Regions from separate parts of the Homo sapiens genome. Here all the other regions are linked to region 5. The links are chromatin contacts, found by Hi-C or POLR2A ChIA-PET in ENCODE. All regions are on one chromosome and are shown on one strand. The core of a region is the stretch at or near the end of the contact, and the rest is flanking DNA. Distances in the headings are between cores, read along the strand shown. Region 1 holds the start of KDM6B (lysine demethylase 6B). Region 2 holds the start of TP53 (tumor protein p53). Region 3 holds the start of CNTROB (centrobin, centriole duplication and spindle assembly protein). Region 4 holds the start of FXR2 (FMR1 autosomal homolog 2). Region 5 holds the start of BACC1 (BPTF associated chromatin complex component 1). Region 6 holds the start of NAA38 (N-alpha-acetyltransferase 38, NatC auxiliary subunit).

What was found. A loop is a pair of places that touch in the nucleus more often than their neighbours do. ChIA-PET counts read pairs that join two places held with the same protein, here RNA polymerase II (POLR2A). Pooled maps may share reads with other maps.
Region 1: a loop to region 5 is called in a map of B cell, with 7 times the contacts of the local background. The contact joins the promoter of KDM6B here to the promoter of BACC1 in region 5. A Hi-C loop is called at or near these places in 5 of 168 maps with a recorded cell type or tissue (B cell, Right ventricle myocardium superior, ascending aorta and 2 more), 16 of 37 single-sample maps with no recorded cell type and 19 of 50 pooled maps. POLR2A ChIA-PET finds 5 or more read pairs at or near these places in 1 of 52 experiments (B cell).
Region 2: a loop to region 5 is called in a map of CD8-positive, alpha-beta T cell, with 10 times the contacts of the local background. The contact joins the promoter of TP53 here to the promoter of BACC1 in region 5. A Hi-C loop is called at or near these places in 3 of 168 maps with a recorded cell type or tissue (CD8-positive, alpha-beta T cell, naive thymus-derived CD4-positive, alpha-beta T cell and natural killer cell), 12 of 37 single-sample maps with no recorded cell type and 18 of 50 pooled maps. POLR2A ChIA-PET finds 5 or more read pairs at or near these places in 5 of 52 experiments (B cell, CD4-positive, alpha-beta T cell, CD4-positive, alpha-beta memory T cell and 2 more).
Region 3: a pooled map shows a loop between it and region 5 (9-fold over the local background). The contact joins the promoter of CNTROB here to the promoter of BACC1 in region 5. A Hi-C loop is called at or near these places in 2 of 37 single-sample maps with no recorded cell type and 8 of 50 pooled maps.
Region 4: a loop to region 5 is called in a pooled map, with 9 times the contacts of the local background. The contact joins the promoter of FXR2 here to the promoter of BACC1 in region 5. A Hi-C loop is called at or near these places in 1 of 37 single-sample maps with no recorded cell type and 8 of 50 pooled maps.
Region 6: a loop to region 5 is called in a map of sciatic nerve, with 6 times the contacts of the local background. The contact joins the promoter of NAA38 here to the promoter of BACC1 in region 5. A Hi-C loop is called at or near these places in 4 of 168 maps with a recorded cell type or tissue (Right ventricle myocardium superior, ascending aorta, endothelial cell of umbilical vein and 1 more), 11 of 37 single-sample maps with no recorded cell type and 21 of 50 pooled maps.

What each region holds. Positions count from the first base shown.
Region 1 is chr17:7,832,871-7,837,369 of GRCh38, reverse strand. KDM6B (lysine demethylase 6B) reads right to left here and starts at 3,153. Exons shown (of 24, transcript NM_001348716.2): 1 at 3,020-3,153. It overlaps DNAH2 (dynein axonemal heavy chain 2), which reads right to left. Exons shown (of 86, transcript NM_020877.5): 84 at 4,442-4,499; 85 at 4,149-4,299; 86 at 3,628-3,991. The coding sequence ends at 3,837. It overlaps LOC124904106 (translation initiation factor IF-2), which reads left to right. Exons shown (of 4, transcript XM_047437265.1): 4 at 726-1,962. The coding sequence ends at 1,753. RefSeq lists enhancers at 602-651, 2,320-2,819, 3,450-4,061 and silencers at 1,272-1,331, 1,352-1,771, 3,022-3,181.
Region 2 is chr17:7,685,920-7,690,180 of GRCh38, reverse strand. It overlaps TP53 (tumor protein p53), which reads left to right and starts at 2,691. Exons shown (of 11, transcript NM_000546.6): 1 at 2,691-2,804. It overlaps WRAP53 (WD repeat containing antisense to TP53), which reads right to left and starts at 1,704. Exons shown (of 11, transcript NM_001143992.2): 1 at 1,620-1,704; 2 at 1,102-1,533; 3 at 859-957; 4 at 480-591. The coding sequence starts at 1,532. RefSeq lists enhancers at 1,753-1,802, 2,601-3,800, 3,761-3,810, 3,274-3,821, 3,841-3,970.
Region 3 is chr17:7,930,865-7,934,370 of GRCh38, reverse strand. It overlaps CNTROB (centrobin, centriole duplication and spindle assembly protein), which reads right to left and starts at 2,165. Exons shown (of 19, transcript NM_053051.5): 1 at 1,022-2,165; 2 at 149-233. The coding sequence starts at 1,291. TRAPPC1 (trafficking protein particle complex subunit 1) reads left to right here and starts at 2,425. Exons shown (of 4, transcript NM_021210.5): 1 at 2,425-2,640; 2 at 2,795-2,865; 3 at 3,222-3,360. The coding sequence starts at 2,542. RefSeq lists a silencer at 1,117-1,294 and enhancers at 1,222-1,351, 1,482-1,771, 1,802-1,861, 2,082-2,131, 2,472-2,711.
Region 4 is chr17:7,612,033-7,616,709 of GRCh38, reverse strand. It overlaps FXR2 (FMR1 autosomal homolog 2), which reads left to right and starts at 1,813. Exons shown (of 17, transcript NM_004860.4): 1 at 1,813-2,258. The coding sequence starts at 2,178. It also overlaps a transcript of SHBG not described here. RefSeq lists silencers at 1,569-1,618, 1,729-2,258.
Region 5 is chr17:7,013,034-7,017,382 of GRCh38, reverse strand. It overlaps BACC1 (BPTF associated chromatin complex component 1), which reads right to left and starts at 2,601. Exons shown (of 6, transcript NM_174893.4): 1 at 2,505-2,601; 2 at 2,227-2,321; 3 at 1,508-1,609; 4 at 698-888; 5 at 369-473; 6 at 1-122. The coding sequence starts at 2,525. The coding sequence ends at 118. RNASEK (ribonuclease K) reads right to left here. Exons shown (of 3, transcript NM_001004333.5): 2 at 3,641-3,717; 3 at 2,851-3,238. The coding sequence ends at 3,097. RNASEK-C17orf49 (RNASEK-C17orf49 readthrough) reads right to left here. Exons shown (of 8, transcript NR_037717.1): 2 at 3,641-3,717; 3 at 2,505-3,238; 4 at 2,227-2,321; 5 at 1,508-1,609; 6 at 698-888; 7 at 369-473; 8 at 1-122. It overlaps MIR497HG (mir-497-195 cluster host gene), which reads left to right. Exons shown (of 3, transcript NR_038310.1): 2 at 1-314; 3 at 1,369-1,565. RefSeq lists enhancers at 176-1,375, 1,788-2,288, 2,759-2,888, 2,639-3,139, 4,319-4,349 and a silencer at 2,219-2,668.
Region 6 is chr17:7,854,652-7,858,948 of GRCh38, reverse strand. It overlaps NAA38 (N-alpha-acetyltransferase 38, NatC auxiliary subunit), which reads left to right and starts at 1,390. Exons shown (of 3, transcript NM_001320925.4): 1 at 1,390-1,566; 2 at 1,751-1,934; 3 at 2,106-2,264. The coding sequence starts at 1,486. The coding sequence ends at 2,218. CYB5D1 (cytochrome b5 domain containing 1) reads right to left here and starts at 946. Exons shown (of 4, transcript NM_144607.6): 1 at 655-946; 2 at 470-546; 3 at 125-343. The coding sequence starts at 814. It overlaps KDM6B (lysine demethylase 6B), which reads right to left. Exons shown (of 24, transcript NM_001348716.2): 24 at 4,153-4,297. TMEM88 (transmembrane protein 88) reads right to left here and starts at 3,883. Exons shown (of 2, transcript NM_203411.2): 1 at 3,665-3,883; 2 at 2,850-3,504. The coding sequence starts at 3,874. The coding sequence ends at 3,235. RefSeq lists enhancers at 1-830, 636-855, 1,184-1,478, 1,206-1,575, 831-1,693 and 2 more.

The DNA.
Region 1 (4,499 bases), core at 1,904-4,403, 820 kb before region 5:
CTTTTCCTTTCATTGTTTGCAGATGGGGGTGTGCCATTATGGGGATTTCAGGGATAAGCTGGTGTGTAGTGAACCCCCCCCCATACTACACACAACTCTTCCGTCTTTCAACCACTCCCACTTCAAATCAATCTGGGGAAGGGGGCAATAGGACACTTGGCCATGCAGCAGGTGGGAAAGTAAAATGACGGCTAGGTAGCTTTTTCTATGGGGGCGGAGCCTTGGAGGGGAAGCTCTTCTGTGCCAATCTAGGGAAAAGTGACCCAAGGCTCCCTCAGCCCAGCAAAGGGGCAAAGTCTTTCAGCCACACCACACCCGTGCCCCTCCCCCTCACAAAACTCCAGGCCGGGGTTTCCCACCTGCAGGATGCTAAGACCACGGGAAGGGAGAGGGGAAAGAGATGGCACGGGACTGGAACTGGACTCGGGGCAGAGGTGGGAGGGAATAGAAGGGGGAGGAAGCCTCATTGCCTGGCAACCATCCCGGGGCACGTGCACTAGTGACATCATCCCAGGCCACCTCTAACACAGACCTTTGACCCCTACGGGGCGGAGTGGGTGTGCTGGCTAAGCTTCCTGGAAACACTGGAAACACCCTTAGGAATTCTGGGAACCCAAAAAGGAGACATAAGAAGAAACCCAGGCGTCCTTATCTCTTTTACCCCTAATACGACTCCAATCCCAGGGACTCAGGCCTCTTGCCTGTCTCCTCCTCTCCGCCTGCAGCCCTGACCTCCCAACCCACATTTCTGACGGGAGTCGGCCCGACACGCCCCTCGGAGATACTGTGCCTTCTCTCTCCTGGGCGAGATCTCGGTGGGGGCCGGCAGGCGGGGACGGGGGCACCGGGTCCCGCGGGGCTCCGTCTTCCATCTGCAGGATCCCCCGTGCCCCAGCCGGCCGCCAGCCGGAATCTGTCTGGGTCCCCAACTCTCCCGCCCCTCCCCGCGCTGTTCCAGGGCGGAGTCTGTGGAGTTGAAACCAGGACACGGCGAGAGGAAGAGTTATATAACCGGGAGAAGCGAAGAAGGACGAGTGGAGACAGGGACAGACAGCCCGAAAGGAGCCGAGGGAGGTGCAAAGAACGCCGGGGCGAACGAGGAGGAAACGTTAGGAATGGGAAGGGTTTTGGTGCACATCAAAGAGCAGGAATTCACGCGAAGAAGGGGCGTGATGGCCCAGAAGAATCACCTGGGCCGTCCGGGGCTTCCCCGCAGTGCCCTCCTCCGCCACCAACAGCAGCTGGGCCCGGGCGGGAGAAGCCTTGGGAAGGGGCGCTGGTACCCGCTCGCTTTCTCTTGGGAAAGCAACTTAAGCCAGAGCCCGGGAAGGCAGCGGCCGAGCAGATGGGGCCGGAAACCACAGCTCCGCCCAGCCCACCTGGGAGTGTGGGGCGCCAGCTGGGGGGAGGTGGGGAACAGGTAGTCGGCCCTCCCGAGCCAGGCTGGGCATTATGGTCGCGACCGGCGAAACGGTGCAGACCGACCGAGACGTGTGGGTCCCCAGGGGCTGAAGAGCGCAGCCTCAGGCGGCTTTACACAGACTCCACGAGGGGAGGGGGGCGCCCGGCTCGCCGCGCAGGCGCAAGGGGGTGCTCGGGCGCGTGCGGCGCAGGGCGGGGGGTGGGCGCGAGCGTGTGGGAGTGCACGTGCGGGTCCCAGGCAGCTGCTGCCTCCCAGCCTCCGCCGCTGCCCCTCCCCTCTCCCTTTCCTGTCGCTATCATCCCCCTTCCCCATTGGCTGCCAGGGCCCTGACGTCAGGGCCGACCGCTGGAGCGGATTGGGCGGACGGGAGAGTTCGGGAATCCGGCTCCCAAGTCTCGCCCTCCAGTTACTCTGGCAACAGGACAAGCAACCCAGGGGAGGGAAGGGGAGCCGAGGTCAACGCTGCGCCTCGGTCCCTAACCCCCTCCGGACAACCACCGAGTCCCCTTCGGTCGCGGCGCAGCTCGCTACCTCCCCGCCTTCCTCCCAGGGCTCTTCCTGTCCCGGGAACCAGGCGTCCTGCCCTCGGCCTTCCCCACAGTCTTCAGGCCCTCCGCTGTCTCTAACCCCCACCAGTGTCACAACATAAGCTGCAGCAAACAGGAAGCGAATCTACGTCGCTTAGCAACCACCCCGCGTGCCCCCCTCCCCACTATTTACCCCAGCCGGGAGAGGCGGAGATTGAGTCCCCAGCCCCCTCCCCGTCTTCTGCGCTGCGACCTCCTGCCCACAATTTCCTGTGAGGGGGCCCAGATCACAGGAAGTCAAGTGGGGGCCTCAGCCTACCTTTCCCTCGGACCGGGGCGGGGGGCTTCAGCTACTTTCACGGTCACATCCCCCACCTGCCCTGGGTGCGTCTCGCCCTCGCCATCTTGTGGCTACGTTGGGAAGGCTCCGCACCGAGAAGCCGTGCGGGGCGCGCTAGGGTTCGGGAACGGCGGAGTGGGAGAAGGACTAGGGATGAGGAGGCTAGCGGGGCGAGACGGAGTGAAAGGGAGGCGCAGGGGGGTGGTGGGAAGAAGGCGAAGGCTACCGCTGGGAAGCTCTCGGGGCCGCTGGTGGGAAGGTCAGGCTGAGGCTTCTACACCTCACCCGTGCAGAGAACTGGAGGGAGACTTAAAGTAGTCCTGGGACCGGGACACACCCAAGTCTGACCACATCTGACCTTACTGGGCCATGGCATTGACCTGTCTGCAAACTCTGCCCTTTAGTCCTGCCCTTCAGTAAGGACCGCCGCGCCCCGCCCCGCCCCGCCCTGGAGTCGGGAAGGGGAATCCCAGCCCAAGGGGAACGGGGAGTCCTTTCAGGCCCCTCTGGACATTTGGAACCTGAGACATCTGCCTCCCAGTTCTTCCTCCTTCCCCGCCGTTCTCTCTTCTAGGGGACCCATGACCTCCGCCCCAGTCTTCTTCCCAGTGCCCTTCCCAAGACCCAAACGTCCATCCCCAGCTCTACCCCTCCAGAGACTCAGGCGTCCTGCCCTGCTGCAAGGAGAGGGTTTCCCTCTTTACAGACGTCCTCGCGGCTCCCCGTTACCTGGTTCTGGGGGGGGTCCCAGGTGTTCAGGCTCCCCAAGGTATCCCAGGGGGTCGAGCGGCCCCCCCTTCTCCCAGGCCGGGGCTGGGGGGGCCGCTCCGCCCAGTGGCGCAGTTGGATTTTCCAACACAAACACCCGCACCCCCGCTCCCCAGCCCCGCCCCCTTGTGGTCCCGCCCCTCCTCGCGCTCTAGTCCCCCTCTCCGGCTCCGCCCCGTCTTCTGCCGGTCCCGCTCGCCTCAGGGCGGGTGCCGGCTAGGATGCCGGGTGCGGGGTGCGGGCTTCAGGGTGCGGGCCTCAGGGTGCAGTGTACGGGGTTCAGCCCTGATCCCTGCCTGACAAATCCCTACTCATTTGGATCACGCGCCCTTCTAAGGTAAGCCCCGCCCCACCCACTGAAGTCCTGCCCGGAGACTTAAGCCACAGCCTCTTCAGGCGGCTCCGCCCTGCCCATTCGTTCAGGGCCACGCCTCCGTTCCGCTCCAGGCCGCCCCACCTCCCTCGCTTCTTTCCCCGTCCAGTAGCAGCTCCGCAGTAGCTCTGTCCTCCGTGAGGCCTGGGCTTCCTCCCTCCCCAGACCCTCACCATTGCATTGAGAGACTTAAGGCTTGTTGTCGCGGGTGTTTTACAGCACTGAGCTCCAATACAACTCTTTCACTTTTATGGCTAACACAACTAGGTATCTCCAGGGCCACATCACACAAATTCGGCCAAGGTCAAAGTCTGAGTGAGGTCCGGCCTCAGTCCTAGGTGCAACATCTGTCTTAGCTCCTGGAGTCCCTGACCCTCTCTCTCAAGCGGAGAAGAGGAGGAGGTCTCAGCTGTCCAGGCTCATGAGTAGAGCAGTGCCCCTCTTGATCCAATGATCAGGTGTCATGGCCCCAGACCGCAGGTCAATGCCGATGACAAAGGAGGCTCGGTCTGAGCTGCCTGCCCGGTTGGGATAGTAATAGCAGGGGCAGGAGTACATGCCTGGGGGAAAGGAGAGGAGAAGTCAGACCCCTGGAGCCTCCGGGAGAGCAGGGCAGGAGCAGGGCAGGAGCGGGTGTGGGATGGGCTGGAGCAGAGAATGGGTTAAGTTCCAAACTAGGGACGGGGCAGGCAGGTCCTGCCTGGGGAGCTGTCCCACCCTTGGCGCTCTTCTTGCGGCTCTCTGCAGGCCGGAAGTGGATCGTGGGCATGAGGCAGACAAGCTGCATGGGCTCTGCCTCCACCAAGCAGGAGTTCTTCCGGTCCCAGCCAGCACCTTCCAGGTACAGGCCCCGGACCCAGACACCATCCTGGGGAGAAATGGGAGCAGGTCTGGGAGAAGCTAGACTTCAATTGCCAGCGCCCCTGACCTGCTCCCTCTCTCCTCCCTTTTCGTCCAATTATTTCCAGTACCCTCTTTTGCTCAGAGCCCCAAGCACAACTGGCTCCCACCTTGGGGGGATACACTAGGTTGCTGTCATCCACAGTGGAAACGATAAACTCCCAGGAG
Region 2 (4,261 bases), core at 1,442-3,941, 670 kb before region 5:
GGTCAGGAATTTGATATCAGCCTGCCCAACATGGCGAAACCCCGTCTCTACTAAAACTATAAAAATTAGTCGAGTGTGATGGCGTGCGCCTGTAATACCAGCTACTTGTGAGGCTGAGGCAGGAGAATCGCTTGAACCCGGGAGGCAGAGGTTGCAGTGAGCCGAGATCACACCACAGCACTCCAGCCTGGGTGACAGAGCAAGACCTTGTCTCAAAAAAATAAGAAATAGAAATATATATATGCTGCCACAAGAAATTCACTACTTTTTAGCAAAAAACACAGATTCCTAATTAAAGAAAGGGGAAACCTCTCTCTAAATAACTTCAGAATTCGGGGCAGAAAACGCTACATGTGGAAACTCGTCTTGAAAAACAGTCCCGTTTGTGAACAGGAAACACTTGGACTACACTTTTTCCATCTCCACGAAGGACTTAAATGTGCAGCATTGATGAAGAGGCAGTTAGCCCCAGTCCTTACCATTTCTGCATATTCCACCTGCTCCCCCTCATGGTACAGCTCTGGGGGCAGGTTATAAATTCGCAAGATGTTATCAGCACTATTGGTCAAGATGCAGGAACCGTCAGGAGCCCTAGAAACAGGGGAGAGTTAGAAAGCTGGCCAGACCTATGCTTTTCAAGTGTAGGGCTAGGGCTGAGCCTGCCTCTGGGGTAGGTAAGCCCCCCTGAATCCTTGAGGGAAGTAGAAGACACAAACTGCTAGATAAAATGTAAGCTCAGTCTAAAAGGGCTACGTGCCGCTTCTCCCAGCTCTGGGGCATCCCTCTCCTAGAAAACTGGACTGTTTTACAGTGAAAATCTCGGGGGTGGTCAGCTCCCTGCCCCGTTGTTATCCTTACCACTTACAGCCTTTCAAGAAGTTCTCAGGTTGGGTGCTGAACTCTGACCAGGAACCACTGAGAAATCGAGGCAGCTGGGAGAAGCTGTAGTTCCAAGCGCTGAAAGGAAGATGGGGGACAATAAACCTGGGTCGCCAAGCAAAGGGGGCAGAGGCCTGGAGAAGTGGGTCTCAGGACCAGAGGACAGATCGACCTCACACTTCATCTCCCCAGACTCCACACTCCACTGCCATCACCACTTACGTGTCTCCCTCGTCCTCTGCAGCGGGTTCCCCAGAGGTATCTTCCATGGCTTTTCCAGACCCCAACTCTGGCCCGTTCGCTTCTTCTTCAGAAAGGCTCCCGTTTGCTTCTTCTGCAGGAAGGCTTGTATTTTCAGAAAGTTCTTGCTCCTCGATTCGAGGACTCAACTCACTAGGGGAACCAAACTCTGTTTCCAGGGGAGTGGAGAGAGAAACTGGGTCCCCCTCCCGTAGCTCCTGGGACACAGCTGAGCCAGCCACAGGATCTGGGGACAACCGGGGCGGATCCCCCCTTTCGGGAGGCGGTGGCATCAGTTCAGAGTCCGCATTTTTATTCATCGGGGAAGCGTGGGGAGAAGGATGGGCTGGAGCTGGGTCCTGGTCTGAAGGACAGCAGTCCGGAGCTAACGGTTGAGTCTCCAAAGTCTTCATACTGCAGAGGAAGCACAGCGGAGATTAGCCTCAGCCAGGATGGCTTCGAAGTTCTCAGGGATCCGACGCAGAGCTAAAGAAACCCACCTGTGCTTCCCTCCTCTTCTGGGAGTAGGCAGAAGACTCCCGGGAGGAGAGGCGAACAGCGGACGCCAATTCTTTTGAAAGCACTGTGTTCCTTAGCACCGCGGGTCGCTACGGGCCTCTTGCTGTCGCGGGATTTCGGTCCACCTTCCGATTGGGCCGCCGCATCCCGGATCAGATTTCGCGGGCGACCCACGGAACCCGCGGAGCCGGGACGTGAAAGGTTAGAAGGTTTCCCGTTCCCATCAAGCCCTAGGGCTCCTCGTGGCTGCTGGGAGTTGTAGTCTGAACGCTTCTATCTTGGCGAGAAGCGCCTACGCTCCCCCTACCGAGTCCCGCGGTAATTCTTAAAGCACCTGCACCGCCCCCCCGCCGCCTGCAGAGGGCGCAGCAGGTCTTGCACCTCTTCTGCATCTCATTCTCCAGGCTTCAGACCTGTCTCCCTCATTCAAAAAATATTTATTATCGAGCTCTTACTTGCTACCCAGCACTGATATAGGCACTCAGGAATACAACAATGAATAAGATAGTAGAAAAATTCTATATCCTCATAAGGCTTACGTTTCCATGTACTGAAAGCAATGAACAAATAAATCTTATCAGAGTGATAAGGGTTGTGAAGGAGATTAAATAAGATGGTGTGATATAAAGTATCTGGGAGAAAACGTTAGGGTGTGATATTACGGAAAGCCTTCCTAAAAAATGACATTTTAACTGATGAGAAGAAAGGATCCAGCTGAGAGCAAACGCAAAAGCTTTCTTCCTTCCACCCTTCATATTTGACACAATGCAGGATTCCTCCAAAATGATTTCCACCAATTCTGCCCTCACAGCTCTGGCTTGCAGAATTTTCCACCCCAAAATGTTAGTATCTACGGCACCAGGTCGGCGAGAATCCTGACTCTGCACCCTCCTCCCCAACTCCATTTCCTTTGCTTCCTCCGGCAGGCGGATTACTTGCCCTTACTTGTCATGGCGACTGTCCAGCTTTGTGCCAGGAGCCTCGCAGGGGTTGATGGGATTGGGGTTTTCCCCTCCCATGTGCTCAAGACTGGCGCTAAAAGTTTTGAGCTTCTCAAAAGTCTAGAGCCACCGTCCAGGGAGCAGGTAGCTGCTGGGCTCCGGGGACACTTTGCGTTCGGGCTGGGAGCGTGCTTTCCACGACGGTGACACGCTTCCCTGGATTGGGTAAGCTCCTGACTGAACTTGATGAGTCCTCTCTGAGTCACGGGCTCTCGGCTCCGTGTATTTTCAGCTCGGGAAAATCGCTGGGGCTGGGGGTGGGGCAGTGGGGACTTAGCGAGTTTGGGGGTGAGTGGGATGGAAGCTTGGCTAGAGGGATCATCATAGGAGTTGCATTGTTGGGAGACCTGGGTGTAGATGATGGGGATGTTAGGACCATCCGAACTCAAAGTTGAACGCCTAGGCAGAGGAGTGGAGCTTTGGGGAACCTTGAGCCGGCCTAAAGCGTACTTCTTTGCACATCCACCCGGTGCTGGGCGTAGGGAATCCCTGAAATAAAAGATGCACAAAGCATTGAGGTCTGAGACTTTTGGATCTCGAAACATTGAGAACTCATAGCTGTATATTTTAGAGCCCATGGCATCCTAGTGAAAACTGGGGCTCCATTCCGAAATGATCATTTGGGGGTGATCCGGGGAGCCCAAGCTGCTAAGGTCCCACAACTTCCGGACCTTTGTCCTTCCTGGAGCGATCTTTCCAGGCAGCCCCCGGCTCCGCTAGATGGAGAAAATCCAATTGAAGGCTGTCAGTCGTGGAAGTGAGAAGTGCTAAACCAGGGGTTTGCCCGCCAGGCCGAGGAGGACCGTCGCAATCTGAGAGGCCCGGCAGCCCTGTTATTGTTTGGCTCCACATTTACATTTCTGCCTCTTGCAGCAGCATTTCCGGTTTCTTTTTGCCGGAGCAGCTCACTATTCACCCGATGAGAGGGGAGGAGAGAGAGAGAAAATGTCCTTTAGGCCGGTTCCTCTTACTTGGCAGAGGGAGGCTGCTATTCTCCGCCTGCATTTCTTTTTCTGGATTACTTAGTTATGGCCTTTGCAAAGGCAGGGGTATTTGTTTTGATGCAAACCTCAATCCCTCCCCTTCTTTGAATGGTGTGCCCCACCCCGCGGGTCGCCTGCAACCTAGGCGGACGCTACCATGGCGTGAGACAGGGAGGGAAAGAAGTGTGCAGAAGGCAAGCCCGGAGGTATTTTCAAGAATGAGTATATCTCATCTTCCCGGAGGAAAAAAAAAAAGAATGGGTACGTCTGAGAATCAAATTTTGAAAGAGTGCAATGATGGGTCGTTTGATAATTTGTCGGAAAAACAATCTACCTGTTATCTAGCTTTGGGCTAGGCCATTCCAGTTCCAGACGCAGGCTGAACGTCGTGAAGCGGAAGGGGCGGGCCCGCAGGCGTCCGTGTGGTCCTCCGTGCAGCCCTCCGGCCCGAGCCGGTTCTTCCTGGTAGGAGGCGGAACTCGAATTCATTTCTCCCGCTGCCCCATCTCTTAGCTCGCGGTTGTTTCATTCCGCAGTTTCTTCCCATGCACCTGCCGCGTACCGGCCACTTTGTGCCGTACTTACGTCATCTTTTTCCTAAATCGAGGTGGCATTTACACACAGCGCCAGTGCACACAG
Region 3 (3,506 bases), core at 916-3,415, 920 kb before region 5:
ACTCCTTCACCCCCTCTCCCAAAGAACGGGAGACTTTTCTCCTGAAATCTCTTGCTCAGAGGTTTTCCTGCCTGCTTCCTCTGTCCACTTTCTCCCACCCCTTACATCTAGGTTCTCCTTCATAGTTCTAGGGAAGGGGCTTACTCACGATAGGCTGTATCACGTGAGGTTTGGAGCATGGTCTGGAGCTGACCCCGAACACTTTCCATCTCAAAGATATGCTTAGAACCATCCTGGAAAAAAGCCACATGGAAATCAGATGCAGTCTGTGTTATCTATCTCCTACCTATTGCCAGGGTAGAATTTTCACTCCAGCACTTTGGAAAACAAGAAAAACCAAACGGATCCAATAAGGGATGTCCTAAACTTGAATCAGAAATTCAAATACTACAGAAGCCAGAAAGAGAGTGTAAATAAAATAATCGAGGAGGTATAAGACAAGAGTTGCGGAGATTCTTGCCGATTCAAGAACAAATGTAAGGACTGTATGGCTTATGGCTATCATTTTCAAACTCTGGAAGACCTAACCAGTCTGCAAATTGACTCTGACACCTTTTCTATACAATACTAATAACTATCTTCTCTGTAACATGTTGTAGTTGACTAAGCTATGTCTTAATGATGTACATGCCAAAGTTGGAACCATACTATCAACATAGTGTTGAGCTGGAAGGATCGGAGCTGCTATCCTAAGTCCCTAGCTCCCTCTTGGGATCAAGAAACCTTACCCATTCCCAGTGCACGGGAAATAGCTCACCAACCTACCCCATAGGTTTGCTCTATCTACTCGGAGCAGAGATGTCTCTCACAAAAAAACACTGGGAAGTTTCATAATTTTCAAATTATGGTGTCCCAGGTCACTCCCTCCCTTATAAGCATGGCTGCCTATGCAGTTAAAAGGAATATGAAATCCAACAGGAAGAGTTCAAATCTCATCAAAGCTTTTTATTTTTACCAACCCCAATCCCAAGACTCTCTGGTGTCTAGTGCCACAGTGGTCTCCAAGACACACTTCCCTCACCTTTTTCTTCAAGTTCTTTTCCAATCCGACTGACAAGCTTCGACTCAATTCTTGGGCGAAGCCGTCTAACCCTTCATGAGGCGGGGAGGTGGAGGGTAAATACAGCTGGGCTCGGGCCGTGGCCTCCGCCTGCCGGCTGAGGCGCAAAGAAGCATAGAGCTGGGAGGTCACTTCAGACGACACTTGGTTGAGCCCAGGGGGTTCTGATGAATCACTCAGGAGATCCTCCGCCCCGAGGGGTGAACTGGGGCTGTCAGCTGATGTTGCCATGAATACAGGGAAGAGACAACCGGAGACAGCAAAGAGCTGGGAGGTTCTGCTTTAGCAAAGTCCAGGAGGAAAAGTTCACGGAGAAAGACTTGGGAGAAGGGAGGAAGACTCCACGCCAAGGATCCTTGGTGAATTAAGGATATCGAGGCTTTCTGGTTAGAGGAAAGGTTTCCACCAGTTCCAGGGGCCATGGGAGTGGGCAAAAGCATCCCTTTCCCCAGCTCCTGGGAACAGCGTTAAGAGGGTGCAGCGCAGAGCGGGTGCGGACAGAAGACCTACTGTGGGACAACAGCGCTGCTGAAGCTCCTCTTCCCGACTACGAGTGCTGGAAGCTGCAGATCAACTCCGGCACAGGCTATCCCCGGTCAACTGAGCTCTTAAGTTCTCACACCCAAAACGTCCCAACGGAAACGGACCCAAATCCACTAGGAGCCCAATTTCTGTCCCCCTGCCCTACTAGTCCCTCAATTGGTTCCAGTCTCAAGAGAGGGCGGAACCTCACGCTCCCCCATCCCTTCACCCGTTCTACCCAGGGTCAGCTCCAGCTCCCTTGTACTTTCCCTTCGACCCCTCCTGGCAAGAAAGCCATAGCGAGCTTCCTTGTTCCCTAGAATCTCTCCCTCCCGACCACCCCAAAAGAAACCTTGTGAACCCTCAGTCACGCCCTAAGTCGTCCCTAAGAAGCACGCCGCCCTCAAGCCTAGCCCGAGATCCTCTGCCCCGACGACCACCTGGTTCCGCCTACTCTCCACCCTTCCAGTCCTCAGTCCCCAATTTGCCAAAGTGGGGGGCAAGCGATTGACCTCCTCCCCTGAGATCCCCCTCTCACGCCTCCCCCTACGCTCAAAACCGTTGGCAGCCTCCCGCCCACTGTCCACGGCTCCGCCTCTCTCGCCTCGATGACGTCACCCGCCCGCGAGACCACGCTCGCAGACACTCACATCACTTCTGTATCCCGAGCGCCTGGCCGCGCGTGCGCGGCTCCGGTGGCCACAGATTGGCTGAGGGAGGGAGGCGGAGTCTGACAAGCAGCACTGGAGCGGAGTTAATGCCCAGCCGCGGCCGAGCGAGAACCCCCCTAAGGGGCGGAGCTCCGTGGAAACCGGAAGTAACTCTTGACGGGCACTCGGAGCAGTTCCGGTGAGTCCGTGGGTGGGGTCCCCACCTGGTTGGAAGGCTGTGGGTCCGGGAACCCGAGCCCAAGGAGTGGGGGCGGCCCCGGAGCGAGGCTCACACTCCCTGCCCTGCAGATGACTGTCCACAACCTGTACCTGTTTGACCGGAATGGAGTGTGTCTGCACTACAGCGAATGGCACCGCAAGAAGCAAGCAGGGATTCCCAAGGAGGAGGTGACGAGAGGGCCCCGGTGCAGCCCGGGCGACCTCTCATCTCCAAACACCTATAGTCCCAACCCAGCCCCTCCTCTCCAAACCCCAGCTCGTTCCCACCCCCCACCCCATCTCCCGCATCAACCGAGAGCTAACTCTGCCCCTCTCCCTCCAGGAGTATAAGCTGATGTACGGGATGCTCTTCTCTATCCGCTCGTTTGTCAGCAAGATGTCCCCGCTAGACATGTACGCGGAGTCAGAGAAGATGTTGGGAGGAGGGCTAGCCTTGGGAATTTGGGGATGGGGGAAACTTTCTGAAGTGGAAGGAGCATTGGCCTCCAGAGGGGGGAAAGGGTACTTAAGAGAGGCTGAGTCCGGAGCGAGAGTGCTGGAGCTGGCAGGAGTGGGGGTGGGGAGGGTCTGAAAGTAGAGAAGTTGGTGGGGGCTAAATTGAGGGGTGACGATGGGCGATGTCTTTACTCAACCAGGCTTCTACAAAGGATATGTTTAGATAAAGAGGGAGTCGATGTTTGCGGGGATCAGAAGTGTCTCTTTGGGAGAGATTCTGCTCCCATTCTTTAACACCCTCCTCATCTCTGCAGGAAGGATGGCTTCCTGGCCTTCCAAACTAGCCGTTACAAACTCCATTACTACGAGACGCCCACTGGGATCAAAGTTGTCATGAATACTGACTTGGGCGTGGGACCCATCCGAGATGTGCTGCACCACATCTACAGTGCGGTCAGTGCCAGCCCCAGGGACCCATCCCCCAGAGCTCTTCAGAACCCCAAGACTCCCTCATCTCCCCTGCCCCAATCCTACTATATGTTTGCTCAACTCAAGAGTTTTCTCAGGGGCCCTTAGGTTCTTAACTCCCACCACCACTT
Region 4 (4,677 bases), core at 564-3,063, 600 kb before region 5:
CATCTTGGCCTCCCAAAGTGCTGGGATTACAGGCGTGAGCCACCGCGCCGGGCCACTATTATTATTATTTGTTGTTGTTGTTGTTGAGATGGAGTCTCGCTCTGTCGCCCCAGCTGGAGTGCAGTGGCACGATCTCCGCTCACTGCAACCTCCGCCTCCTGGGTTCACGCCATTCTCCTGCCTCAGCCTCCCGAGTAGCTGGGACTACAGGCGCCCGCCACCACGCCCAGCTAATTTTTTTTTTTTTTTTTTTTTTTTGTATTTTTAGTTGAGATGGGGTTTCACCGTGTTAGCCAGGATGGTCTCGATCTCCTGACCTCGTGATCCGCCCGTCTCGGCCTCCCAAAGTGTTGGGATTATAGGCATGAGCCACCGCGCCCTGCCATTATTATTATTTTTAAAGAAGAAATTTCACTCATTGCCCAGGCTGGAGTGTGGTGGCATGATATCCACTCACTGCAACCTCCACCTTCCTAGGTTCAAGCGATTCTCCTGCCTCAGCCTCCTGAGTAGCTGGGACTCCTTCCGAGTAGCTGGAACTACCACGGCTAATTTTTTGTATTTTAGTAGAGACGAGGTTTCACCATGTTGGCCAGAATGGTCTCCATCTCCTGACCTCGTGATCCGCCCGCCCGTGATCTCGGCCTCCCAAAGTGCTGGGATTACAGGCCTGAGCCACCGCGCCCGTCCTAATTTTTGTATTTTTAGTAGAAACAGGGTTTCGCCCTGTTGAGGCTGGTGTCAAACTTTTGGGCTCAAGTGATCCACCGCCTGAGCCTCCTAAAGTGCTGGGATTACAGGAGTGAGCCACAGCGCCCGTCTGAAACTATTCTTAAAGCTTTCTTTCTATTCTTTCTTTCTTTTTTTTTTTTTTTTGAGACTGAGTCTTGCTCTGTCGCCCAGGCTGGAGTGCAATGGTGCGATCTTGGCTCACTGCAACTTCTGCCTCCCAGGTTCAAGGTAGTCTCCTGCCTCAGCCTCCCGAGTATCTGGGATTACAGGCGCGTGTCACCACGCCCGGCTAATTTTTGTATTTTATTAGATGCGGGGTGGGGGGGGGGGTGGGTTTCACCATTTTGGCCACGCTGGTCTCGAACCCCTGACCTCAGGTGATCCGAGGACCTCAGGTGATCCACCTGCCTCGGCCTCCCAGAGCGCTGGGATTACAGGCGTGAGCCACCGCGCCCGGCCAAAACTTTCATTGTATCACAATCTCTTCAAGGTAAGAGCCATGACTGTTAAATCTACTACAGTAGAGAGTTACAGATTCTTAAAATATCGGCGATGCATACGCGAAGAGGGTAAAGCTCAGCGCGTGCGCACCAAGCACCTTTTTCCTTGCGGCGACTCCTCTTCTTTTTTTTTTCTTTTTGGAGCGTGCGCACCAAGAAAGACAAAGGTGGGGAAAGTGACCAAGCAGTCGTTCAGGCGCATGCCCATCCCTAACTTGTCCAAGCCCGGTGGGGCCAGCGGCGGCGGAGTGGGTGTGGCCTGAGCGCTGTGTGACTGTGCGGACGCCGCCCAATCGGACTGAGCGAGCCCGGCCCCTCCCTCCCCCTGATTGGTTGGTTCTCAGTGTTGTGGGGCGGGGAAAGGAAGAGACGGGGTGGCTGGGCGGTGGAGCGGTGAAGAAAGAAGGCTAATCTTGTTCTGCGCAAGCGCTAGCAAGCGACCAGGAGGGGGAGTGAGAGAGTGAAAGGGAATGTGGAAGCCCCGATGCGCTAGCTGGCGCTAGCTGGGGCTCTAACCTTGACGCCTGCGCGGTGGCCCTCGGGGCCCCGCGCGCAGCGGGCGGGTGCCCGGTGCGCCTGCGCAGTAGGCGGCGGTGGCAGGGGGAGGTGGAGGCTGTGGAGCGGCAGCGGCAGCAGCGGGTCCCGGGACTGAGGCAGCAGCGGGGGCGGCGGCGGGCGGAAGCTGAGGTGACGAAGGCAGCGGCGGCGGCGGCCGTTTCCCTCACGGTGGCGGAGACCAAGGCGGCGGCGGCGGACGGGGAGCGGCCCGGCCCCGGCCCCCTGCTCGTTGGCTGTGGCAGGGCCGCCGTGGGGCCGGCCCGGCTCCCGCCCCCCGCGGCTCCCCCTCCGGCTCCTCCTCCGGGGAGACGCCGGGGGCCTGGCCCGGCCCGCACTCAGACTGCTGCTGCAGCCGCCGCCGGGGGAGTCGGAGGCGGTGGCGGCGCCATGGGCGGCCTGGCCTCTGGGGGGGATGTGGAGCCGGGACTGCCCGTCGAGGTGCGCGGCTCCAACGGGGCCTTCTACAAGGTGAGACGGCGCGCCGACTGGGGACGCCGGTCCTTAGCCCCCTCCCCTGGCCGGAGCAGGAACGCGTGGGGCGGGATCGAGCTTCTGGAGCTGAGTCCTGGCCCTTAGAATCTTGGACCCTTGCTCCAACCCGCAGCCTTCCCTGGGAGACCGCTTAGAGTGAACCCTGTTCCTCTTATTTTTGACCCCTCTAAGGCACCTGCACCTGCTTCTACCCCCATCTCCGGGAGAATGAACTTCAGGCCATTATTGTCCCTGGCTTGGCGCTCCCCGCTCCGCAGGAGAGACCCCTTTACCCAGCTTCTAATTGACTGTGTCCGTTGTCTGGTGGAAGACATACCTTAGACCTTAATCACATCTTCCCCACGATCCAAGCACATGGAGAATTGTCTTTCTTCCACACGGTCCCTTTGGGAAGGCCCTCTGTCCCGTAAAAGATCCTTTCATCTTCCTCAGAGAGGCCTCTGCCTACTGGCTCTGGAACACTCACCCCACTTTCATCTTATATTCCGGTTCCCAAGCCAAGGAGAAATGGTCAGATCCATTTACGACGTTTGGCATCTTTGACCTCAGGAACCCTGGGTTGGATCAGTCAAGTTGCTTCCCAGCCAGCCATAAGGTGGCATCTTTCGCAAGTCTCTCTCCCCACCACACCTTGATCTCAAGACCCACTGCTCTACCATTCTACTCAGGAATGGATTTGAGGTCTCACTTAGACCTCAGATACCTTCAGGTCATTCATATAGTTTCTTCGTCTTGAGGCATGTAAGCTTCATAGTCATAATCTCTAAAAGGATCTCTGAAAGGAAGCTTATGAGGTTCCCTTCTGTTTATCTTAAGATTTCCACTTCTTGAAGACTCTTGGCCAACTATCCCAGTTCGGGAATCTGACAACCTTTTTTGGAAGACGGGATCATCTTTCAAAGACCCTTCCTTATTTCACCTCCCCCTTTGCCCAGGATTTGGTTCCTTAGAACTCCTTATAATACCACCTTCCTTATCTGCTCTGAATCTATTTTCTAGGACATTTTTTTCCCATTTAGATTAAGCCAGAGAGAGCCCTTTCTTGCCTCCCAAGAGTTTTTCTTTGTGTGACTGTTGGTATTCTGAACCTCTTGGATTTGATGCCTGGAATTGTCCTAGAGACTCTCCTGATTTCTGTCTCATTCTTTGATTTCACCCTGGGGAGCTGGGGAAGAGATACCTTCCCATGGCATCACTTGTTAAGAGTGGATCCCCCTTCCCCCTTTCCTTCAGTTCCCCTCAGGCCTTTTTCCCCCACTGTAGTCCTCTCTAGTTTCTCATGCCCTTGGAAATGTCTTTCTTTGACTCCTTCTCTAAGTCATATTTTTCTATAACTGCAGAGGGTCTTGTAATTTCTCTTGGGTGGTTTCTGCCTGTACTTCAGTTGCTAAGTGCATTGTAGTCATTTTTTTTTTTTTTTTTTTTTTTTTTGAGATGGAGTCTCGCCCTGTTGCCCAGGCTTGGAGTGCAGTGGTGCGATCTTGGCTCACTGCAAGCTCCGCCTCCCTGGTTCGCGCCATTCTCCTGCCTCAGCCTCCCGAGTAGCTGGGACTACAGGTGCCCACCACCATGCCCGGCTATTTTTTTGTATTTTTAGTAGAGACGGGGTTTCACTGTGTTAGCCAGGATGGTCTCGATCTCCTGACCTAGTGATCCACCTGCTTCGGCCTCCCAAAGTGCTGGGATTACAGGCGTGAGCCACCGCGCCCGGCCATTGTAGTCATTTTTTACTCACTCTTCATACTTACCCATTTTTGCCTTACTTCCCTCATCAGATTTATTTCTCTGCGGTGACTGTGGGTACCCATGTCTAACTTACCTTCTCAATTCAAGTTTTTAGCTTTTTCTCCTAATATTTCTGTATTCCTGTGTAATCCCCAGGAATCACCTTATTCCCTGTCTAGCTGAAGGAAGCTCCCTGCTGATCTCTTTTTGTCATTTTGTGCATACTTGCCTAACTCTTGGGACTTTTTCTTCTAGCCTGCCTCCATAGCATTTCTGTTTTCTTTGGCAAAAGTCTCTAATTCCTTTCTGCTTTTGATAGAGCACATTTGTCTCTCATATCCTTTTCCCCAAACTTGCATTACCTTTGTTGAAATAGCTTCCTAAAGTGGCCCTCCCTGTTTACCTTGGTATCTTTTCCTTCATCTGGGTCCTTACCACCCCCAAATTCTGAGTTCCAAGAAAAGTGATTCTTAAGTTGAGTCCAAGATCAAGATATGATGTTTGCTTTGTTCTAGGAAGCGTAGGAGCCCTGCACAGCTGAGAAAGATTGGTATCCAGTTCAAATGAACTGTATGAGATGGCTGGGAAGGGACACGTTTTCTGTCCCACATATAAGTGTCCAGCAGAAAGTCTCTCTGAATCTTTTCCCTTTCTCCTGTGTGCTGTGGCA
Region 5 (4,349 bases), core at 1,352-3,851:
CTCGGAGTCCCAGGAGATCCACAGGTCCGGCATGAACAGTGAGAGGTCAGAGGTGGAAGGCTCAGCAGGAGAGGAGAGGAGGATCAGCAGAGGTCATGAGAAGGCCAGAATCCAGGGTCAGGCTGTCTGGAACAGGAAGTAAAATGGGCCGAGATGGAGCGAGCCCCCAGTGTGCTTCCAAGGCCACTCCCACCTCCCTGAAACACCCTGCTACGTACTGATCCAATGCCCTGCGCTGTGTATGAGAGCACCTTCTCTTCTGAAACCCCTATACAAGGGAGGGGCCCCTGCGGAGACCGTGCCCTGCCATCCAGGTGAGCCCTTTCTCCCCAACCCCGTCAGCTGTGTGGGAGGAGGAGGACTCCTACCCTGGTCGAAGTTGAGTTTCTTAGCTGGAGGAGTTTCTCCTAGCCCTTCAATATCCACCACGTCACTGTTGGCATCGGAGTCGTTCAGAGCACTGAGTGTCACATCTGGGAAGGGGGCATAAGCTAGGTTCTAGGTTCCCCTGACAGCCTCTCCCCCAGCCCCAAGCTTCCCAAAGCTTTGTGCCTCCTCTCCCCTCCCCTCTGCCCCTCTCTGGGAACCTCCACAGGGACAGGAAGAGAGACTGACCCTTCTTTGACCCAGGCCCAATTCTCTCACTAAACCTCAGATGGGACCTTTAACCCCTAGGCAGCAACTCCACAGCCCTCACCAGCCTTCTGTTTCTTTATGGGGGGACCCCCGGCCTCAGGGACACTGGAGCTGCTGGGAGGAGGGGCAGCTGGAGGAGGTGACAAGACACCAGATGCCACCTTCTTGGGCCCTTTCTTGGGTGACTCAGCTGGAAGGGGGATGCCAGAATCTTCATATACCTTGCGTTTCACAGTGGCCTTTATCTGGGCCCTGAAGAAAAGAGAGAAGAGGTTAGGAAAGGAGTCATCAGAGAGACTAACAGAAGAGGGGACGGGAGGGGAAGGGGTTCTGGGAGTCCCTTCATAAGAATCCAGGTCGGGGCCCCAACCCATTGGTAGGGTTCTCACTTTCTCGAAGTTTTACACTCACTCAGGATGGATGGAGTGTGGAGAGTGGAGTCCCTGAACTGAGTAGTGGGAAAGGCCCATCTCCTAATTCTCTTCTGGGAGAGACATCAGGTAGAGCTTGGTGATTTACAGGTGGATTGAGATTTACTGATCAACTAGTTCAGGGTCACCATATCCCTGGAAACACTGCAGTGGGGTCCTCAAACATTTATATAAATAACCAGGGGACTTCCATCATCAAATACAATAACAGCATCTCAGGCAACCTAAATTCACATTCTTGGAAGGATTACCACAGCATTTTAGGAACTTCTGACCAACTGTGACAATTCTATTCTTTCAGTCCTCAAGGGGATTCTAAAAAACTAGTGACAAAGTAGGGAAGCAGCTGAGCTGGAAAGGAGTTCTGAGGACGATGGAACCTTGGGTAAGGAGGAAGAAGGCTGCCCACCCGCCCTTTTCTGGCAGCCACCCTCCCTCACACTGTCCGTTCCTTGATGACACAGCTGATGTGATTAAGATCGTCCCCAAATCGCTTCACAGCAGCCCTCAGCATCTCTATTTCCGTCTCCGTCCACTTCGCACTGTCAGAAGGGGAGAGGGGGGATAGCAAAAATGGGAGGGGGGGTGTGGAGCCCGCCCACAGGCTATGCATCCCACAGCCAACCAGCCGCCTCCTTCCGATTTCTGGGACCCCTTCCACGGATGCATAAAGAGGTCCTCCGTAAGGGGAGGCGGAAAGCTCTTGAGGCCCTGCGGGAACCGGGAGGACCCCAATCACAAGAAATCACAACCACCTCCACCTTAGACACCCCTTTCCACCATCAACGTTAAACGGCTGCTGTACACAGCACACTGAAACCAACTCGCCAGGAAGGGCTTTTCAAAACAGACCCACCAACACAGCCTGCAGCCGTCTGGGGGAATTCCATGAACTGGGGTGGTTGGGAGTGGCGGTGGTTTGTGGTCGACCCGTTCGCAGCAGGGAGAACTGTGAAACAGGAGTCTGGGCTATGGGCCTGTCTGTATTTTTATCTGTCATTCATTCCCTCACCCAACGATCATTTATTAACACCGACTCTGTGCTGTGCCACGCACAAAGGGAAACTAATGTCTGTCCCTGTGCTAGAGAGGGTCCGTGTCTGTGACCGAGTCCAAGCGCCCGCTCTCAGCGTCCACGTCCCAGTCCGGGCTCACGTACCCCGCAGGAGAAGAGTCGGCCACGGGATGCAGCTGCATCGTCAGCTCCCCGAGCTTCGTGAAGGCGGCGCCGGCCGCCGAGAAGATCTCTCCGACCTGGGGGCGGGGCAGCGTCACGGGGGGCCGGCGCCCGCCCTCCCCGTCCCGCCCGGAGCCCCTAGCCCCACCCCAGGCTCGGCTCCCGCCCGCCCCCCGCCCGGGGCGGAAGAGCCGCGAGCCAAGTGGGGGGCCCGCCCTCCCGTGGCCGCCAGGGAGCGCTGTCCGCGAGGGAGGTCGAACCTTTGTGGACGCTGACGTCATGGCCCCGCGCGCCTCCTCACGGAGACGCCGCCGCCGCCGCTACACGCGAGCCGGGACCACGGAGAGCAGGGAGACTGAGCGGCTCGGGCCCCCGCGCAGGAAGTCCCGCCCTCCCCGCAGCGGATAGGCTCAACCCGGCGGCTCCCCGCCCCATCAGACGCAGTCGCTTAGACCGCTCGGCGCGCCCAGTCGATGGGGAAAGCCTTCGCCTCACTTCCGCGCCACACTTCGCTCCACTTCCGCTCAGACATCGGGACTTTCCAGGCAGAGGCCGACCTCTAGTCTCAGCCCCGTGCTCGCCCCCACTCAAGCACAGACACAGGGCTGAAGAGAGCAGATTCTCTTTATTGAGATACGGGACACAGCGAAGGGTGGAGAAACGGAACAGCCCCCCAGCCTCAGCCCTCTCCACGGGGGCCGGATGCCAGAGATGGGAGAAGGGATTCAGTCTCTCGCCCGGGAAACCCAGTCCCGCAGAGGGCGCCGGCAAGGGTGGGACGCGACCTGGGTGACACGGTGCAGGGAGTCTTTAAATAGAGGAGGGGCTGGAGCGGGGAAACGCGCCGGGGCCCTAGCGCACCATGTATTCCTTGCGCTTATTGAGCCGAACTTGGCAGAAAGAGAAGCCTCCGAGGAGGAGGTAAAGGCCTGCAGCGATGAAACAGTTGTAGCTGACTTGCTCGTAAAGGTTGTATATGTTCTGGGGGCCATTCCTGGGGGTGGGAATGAAGCAAAGGGGTCAAACTTTAATAGGAGCCAACATTTTCTGAGCACTATGTGCCCGACACCTGTTTAGGCGCTGTTACGTGTATTACTTTATTCAATCTTCTTGACCATCCTATGGGGTGAGATCTGTCATAGCCATTTTGCAGAGGTGGACTGAGAAGCACAGAAAAGTAAAATACCTAAAGAGGTCACACCTAAGGTGGTGGGTTTGGGATGGCCGCTGAGGTCTGACTCCCTGGCTCCTAACCACATTCTCAAGAAAGCCGCTCTCCTCTCCAAGTCCTCTAACCTAGGGGCCCTAAGCACCGGGCCTCCCAGACGTAATTCTGACCCTAGGCCTCGCCACCTCCCACCTGCTCCCAGCCCGCCTCCCCCACCCGAATACTTACTCAAAATCTTTCTCCGTGAAGGGAACGTCCTCAATCAACACAGCGGAATGGACATTGAAAAATATTCCGAGCATTATCTGGAAAAGGGGAATGGGTAGACTGTTGAATTCAGGCACCTGACCTCATGTTCACTTCGTAAACCCCTCCCATTTCCAATGTTGCTACAACACCCGAGCCTGAGATTAACCAAAACGAGGTGGTGGTTACTGGATTCGGACTCAGCCACCTGGAACAGGGCGTGAGGTGGTGACATTGAGACAAGTGGTCGAGGCAAGGGTGGGAATAGTGACCAAGCCATCTCTCCCAGGAACCCAGATTATCGTCCTCTCTGGAGGCGTCATCATCACGGGACAGTGCGGAAGAGGGGAGGGAGAACCGGCACTTCTTCATATCATTTCTTCTTGAAGTGGCGGTGGGTGGATTACTGGGAAAACAAGGCCCAGCTACACATTTCTGGAACAAGCACTCTCTTTTCCTCCCATGTCCTCCATTCAACTCAAGCACCTCTCAGGCACCCCGCTCTTGTTTCTCCTACCTTGAGGGGTCTCCACCTTTACCAGCCCTGGCTCCTCCCACTCCAGGGCCCTCCGCTCCAGTTCCCTTTTTTCTTTTTCTTTGGGGACGGAGTCTCGCTCTGTCACCCAGGCTGGAGTGCAGTGGCGCGATCTCGGCTCACTGCACCCTCCGCCTCCCGGATTCAAGCGATTCT
Region 6 (4,297 bases), core at 141-2,640, 840 kb before region 5:
TCAATGTAAAGGACAGAAAATACACTCCCACCGGTTATGGAAAAAATGTTGCCCTGAAGATCGGCCTGGAGATTTGCTGGGATTCCCCATTCCTTCTAACCTGCTCCTTGTCACCAGTTCTCACCTCCAGTGTGTGCTCCTGCGACGTGAGCGTGTTAATGATGCGGATGCTCCGGGTCTTGGCAGACAGCCGCCCCACCTCATAATACGACCCCTGCCACCAGGGCTTCCCAAAATCGTTGGCCCAGTCCGAACAGGGCAGCTGAGGCGGAACGTGCACAAAGCGGCCCCGCGGGGTGCAGTACCTCAGGCAGCCGGTCAGCGGATCTATGTGCTTGCGGATCTTTAAAGGAGGGTTTGGGGCGAGGGTGTCAGAGCAGCCATTAGGCTCTGGCTAGCCTCCGCCTTTCCTTCCCATCCCCGCTCTCCATTTCCTCTACCCACAATCCCAGGTTCCAGCATAACTCACGTCTCTGGTCTTTGGATCAAACCAGTGGCTGATATCCTGGCCTGCAACTTCCACGATGGGTTTCAGCAGCAGGTTCCCTTGAAAAGAGCAGCACAGCCACTGTCAATGCCAGCCCTTCGAGAACCAGGCAAACGCGCGCGTGCACACACACACACTCCGGCCCCGGCCCAACGTGTGGCCCTTACCCTTGTATTCCTGTGCCAATGACGTTAGGTCGTACACGCGTCCCAGGTAAGATACCCAGAGGTCTTCGGGCCTGTTATGTTGGGCCACCTCCGCCGGCGTGAAATAGCGACGCTGAAAATACTCCAAGTCTGGCCCAGCCACCAGGCCCCGGCGCGGCATGGCTCTTGCTCTGTCGGTCACTGGATCTCTTGGTTACTCCTTTGCTCCTCAGCACGTACTCACTACTACTACGACCTCCGTCGCGTCCGGGAGCCGAGGGGAGAGCGTTTATCCGCTGACATGGAAACCATTGTCCTTTTCCGGCCACCGTCCACTGAGATAAATATCAGGGGCGGGGTTTGGACTGCACGTGTTCACGGGAAACGTAGTATGAGTCCCGCGTGGGGCATATAAGGATCAAGTAATTGAGTTGCGCCGCTTTCAGGAGTTGCGGGGTGGGGCAGAGAACGAATACGCTCCGTTTTAATTCAGTGGCCTGGGCTACATGGGATATTTAGGACAGACTATCTCTCTGAGACAGAAAAACAAGGGAGGAGGCAGTATGAAAGAATGTATTCTCGCTAAATTCCAGTTTCTAAAGGATGTGTAAGAAACCAGAGGTAAAGGTCTCGCGATATCTTAAGACATCCGGCGTAGTACGCTTCAGTGAGCCACAGCGCTAGAGAAGTAGGAGAAGCTCGCGAGATCTGTGCCGTTGCCGAGGAGACTAGGAGGGGGAGGAGAGGGGATCTCGCGAAAGGAAAGAGGTCGGGAGCGCTCGCGAGATCTCGGACCACCCAACCTGAAAGGTGCTTAGGAAGTTGAAAGGCCCAGAGGAGGCCTCCGGGCAAATGGCCGGAGCTGGACCGACCATGCTGCTACGAGAAGAGAATGGCTGTTGCAGTCGGCGTCAGAGCAGCTCCAGTGCTGGGGTTAGCACGGGCTCTGGTTCTGGGACTGAGGGGCAGTCAAGCAGCAAGATGGAGGGGGTGGGGAACTGCAGCTCCCGGCAGCCTCTGGGCTTTGTGTGAGTGCCCCGCGGGCTGCCGGGAGCTGTGGTTCCGCGGGCGGGCAGCCTGGGCTGCGCGGTCTGAGCGCTTGTTACACCCCGCGCAGGATTCGGACGGAGAGCGCGAGGACTCGGCGGCTGAGCGCGCCCGACAGCAGCTAGAGGCGCTGCTCAACAAGACTATGCGCATTCGCATGACAGATGGACGGACACTGGTCGGCTGCTTCCTCTGCACTGACCGTGACTGCAATGTCATCCTGGGCTCGGCGCAGGAGTTCCTCAAGCCGTCGGGTCAGTGCCCGGGGAATGCACACCCGCCTGGTAATGTGGCGGAACCTTACGCAAGGCATTTCCCCTTAAGGGCCTGGCTGCAACCCTTGTTTTCTGGGGCTCGTTTTCGTGGCTCAGAGGGGCGGGACTGATTCTGGCCTACTTTCCTGATGCTCTGATCCTTCTTTCCAGATTCCTTCTCTGCCGGGGAGCCCCGTGTGCTGGGCCTGGCCATGGTACCCGGACACCACATCGTTTCCATTGAGGTGCAGAGGGAGAGTCTGACCGGGCCTCCGTATCTCTGACCACGATGGCGCTTACCTTTCAGACTTCATTAAACTTATGACCGAATGGGCCTGTGTCTGTGTGTAGCTGGGATGCCGGTGCAGGATAGCACACCCCATCCCTAGAGGAAAGGGCTCATCTGAAGTCGGGAGCACCCTCAACCCTCCTCTCCCAACCAAGATGTCCAGGGGTGCCAAAGGTTCTCTCAAGTTCAGGGGTAGAGATGGGGGGCAGGGCTGAATGACGGACCAACAGGCCCCAGGGTGGGCCCCTGCATCTTCCCTCCCACGGCTGCTGCTCCAGAATTGTGGCGGGAGGGGGTGTCATCCTGCTCCGGAAGGCCCATTGTTTCCCACCCCGGCCTGGCAACACCGAGTTCCTCTAAGCTGGGGTCAGAGAACGGGCTCAGGTCCCCAAGGGGAGCAGCGGCAGGCGGCCGAGGCTGGGCCCCTCCACTCTATTGAGGGGGAGGTGCCTGGGGTCAGGAACAGATCTCTGAGGTCTGGCCAGGAAGAACGGACAAAAGCGATAAGGCCAGGGGGCTCAAGGATGCTCCTCTCTGCTCATTTGTAGCCCTGGCACATGTTTCCTGTTCCTCGGCACAGGGCAGGGGTGATAGTACTTGTGCCACGCCTCTGTTCGCAGAGCGCGTTCAGTTCGTTAAATCTTTATTGATGCGTGGACACTCCTTCCCCTCCAGCCCCGCCCCCCAGCCCCAGAAATACTAGAGAAGCTGCACCATAAAACGAGGGCACGAGATTGTTGTCCCATTCACGACGGAGCTGAGGGGGAGGTGTGCAGGTTCCAGCCTAGATGTTCAGGATTGAGATGTGGGTCGTGAAAGGAAAGTGGGTTTTCCGGGATGTGGGGGCTTTTCTCAGCACTGGGTCCACTGACGCTGCTGCTCCCAAGGGGATGCTAGGACTCCGCTCAGGCAGGGGTGGGGGCAGGGCAGGTCGGAAGATGCCGGGCTTCAAGTCCTTGGGCCGAATAAGAGGGAGGGCAGCCGTCAGGGTTGTTCTTGACTCGAGGGTCATTAGACCCAGACCTTTCCTGATGTGGGAACGGCCTGGGACCCTGGTGAGGCCCGGATTTGCCGCGGCTGCGGGGCGCGCCGACGCCGATAAAGGGCTCGGCTGTAGGGCACGAGGCAATCGGCTAGGCGGAGGCGCAGGCAGAGGCGGCGGTAGCTGGCCAGAGCAAGCACGAGCAGCGGCACGAGGAGCAGGAATCCGGTGACCAGTAGGGCCGTGAAACCGGGGTCCCGCAGGTGCGCGGTGCAAGGGGGTGCCTGGGAGCGCAGGAACTGTGGGAGAAGAGGCGTCAGGCCCAAGCCGACCAGGCGATACTGTGCACGGGGTGGAAACAGCCCAGGCGGGTTGAAGTTGTGGCCCATAGACCCCACCGCCAGCATCACCACACACCAACACTCACACTCACACGCACACCCCGGGGCGCACGCTCACCTGAGAGTGGCAGAGGAAGCCGAAGCCCAGCATGGTGACAGCGGGTAGCAAGATGGTCCCTAGCACCAGCACCAGCAGGAGAAGATTGAAGGCAGCCACCAGCAGATTCTGGGCTGTTACAAGAACAGCGCAGGCCCAACAGTCCAGGGGGTCCCGGGGCTCTGGGCCGTCACCAGGAACCGCTCGCTGTGCCCCGGGGACATCCGCCATGGCCCGCCTGGATCCCGCCCGCCTGGGCCGCTGCCCTTATAGCCCTCTTTCCTGCCCCTCCCCCGGCCCAGCCTCTCCCCACCCCCCTTATCCTGGAATGCGGCTCTAGGATTAGGCACCCCCCATCCCGAGGAGCGGACCAGAGCCCTGGACATTCCACAGGCGCCTCCGGGGAGGGGCTCACCCTCGCCAGGGTCTGCGCAGTCCTCCCCATCAATCACGGTCTTGCAGCCCTCCCGGTACTCAACCTGCTACCACCAGCCGTTAGCGAAACAGGATTTTTTTTCTCCGTTTATTTTTAATATTAATATTCTCACACAAAAATCACCGAAAATAGGGGTAGGGTTGGGAAGACCCCTCTGCCCCTGGGGCAGAGAGACAGTGCAGTGCGAGGGTGCGGGACTGTAAACCCCCCACCCCTCC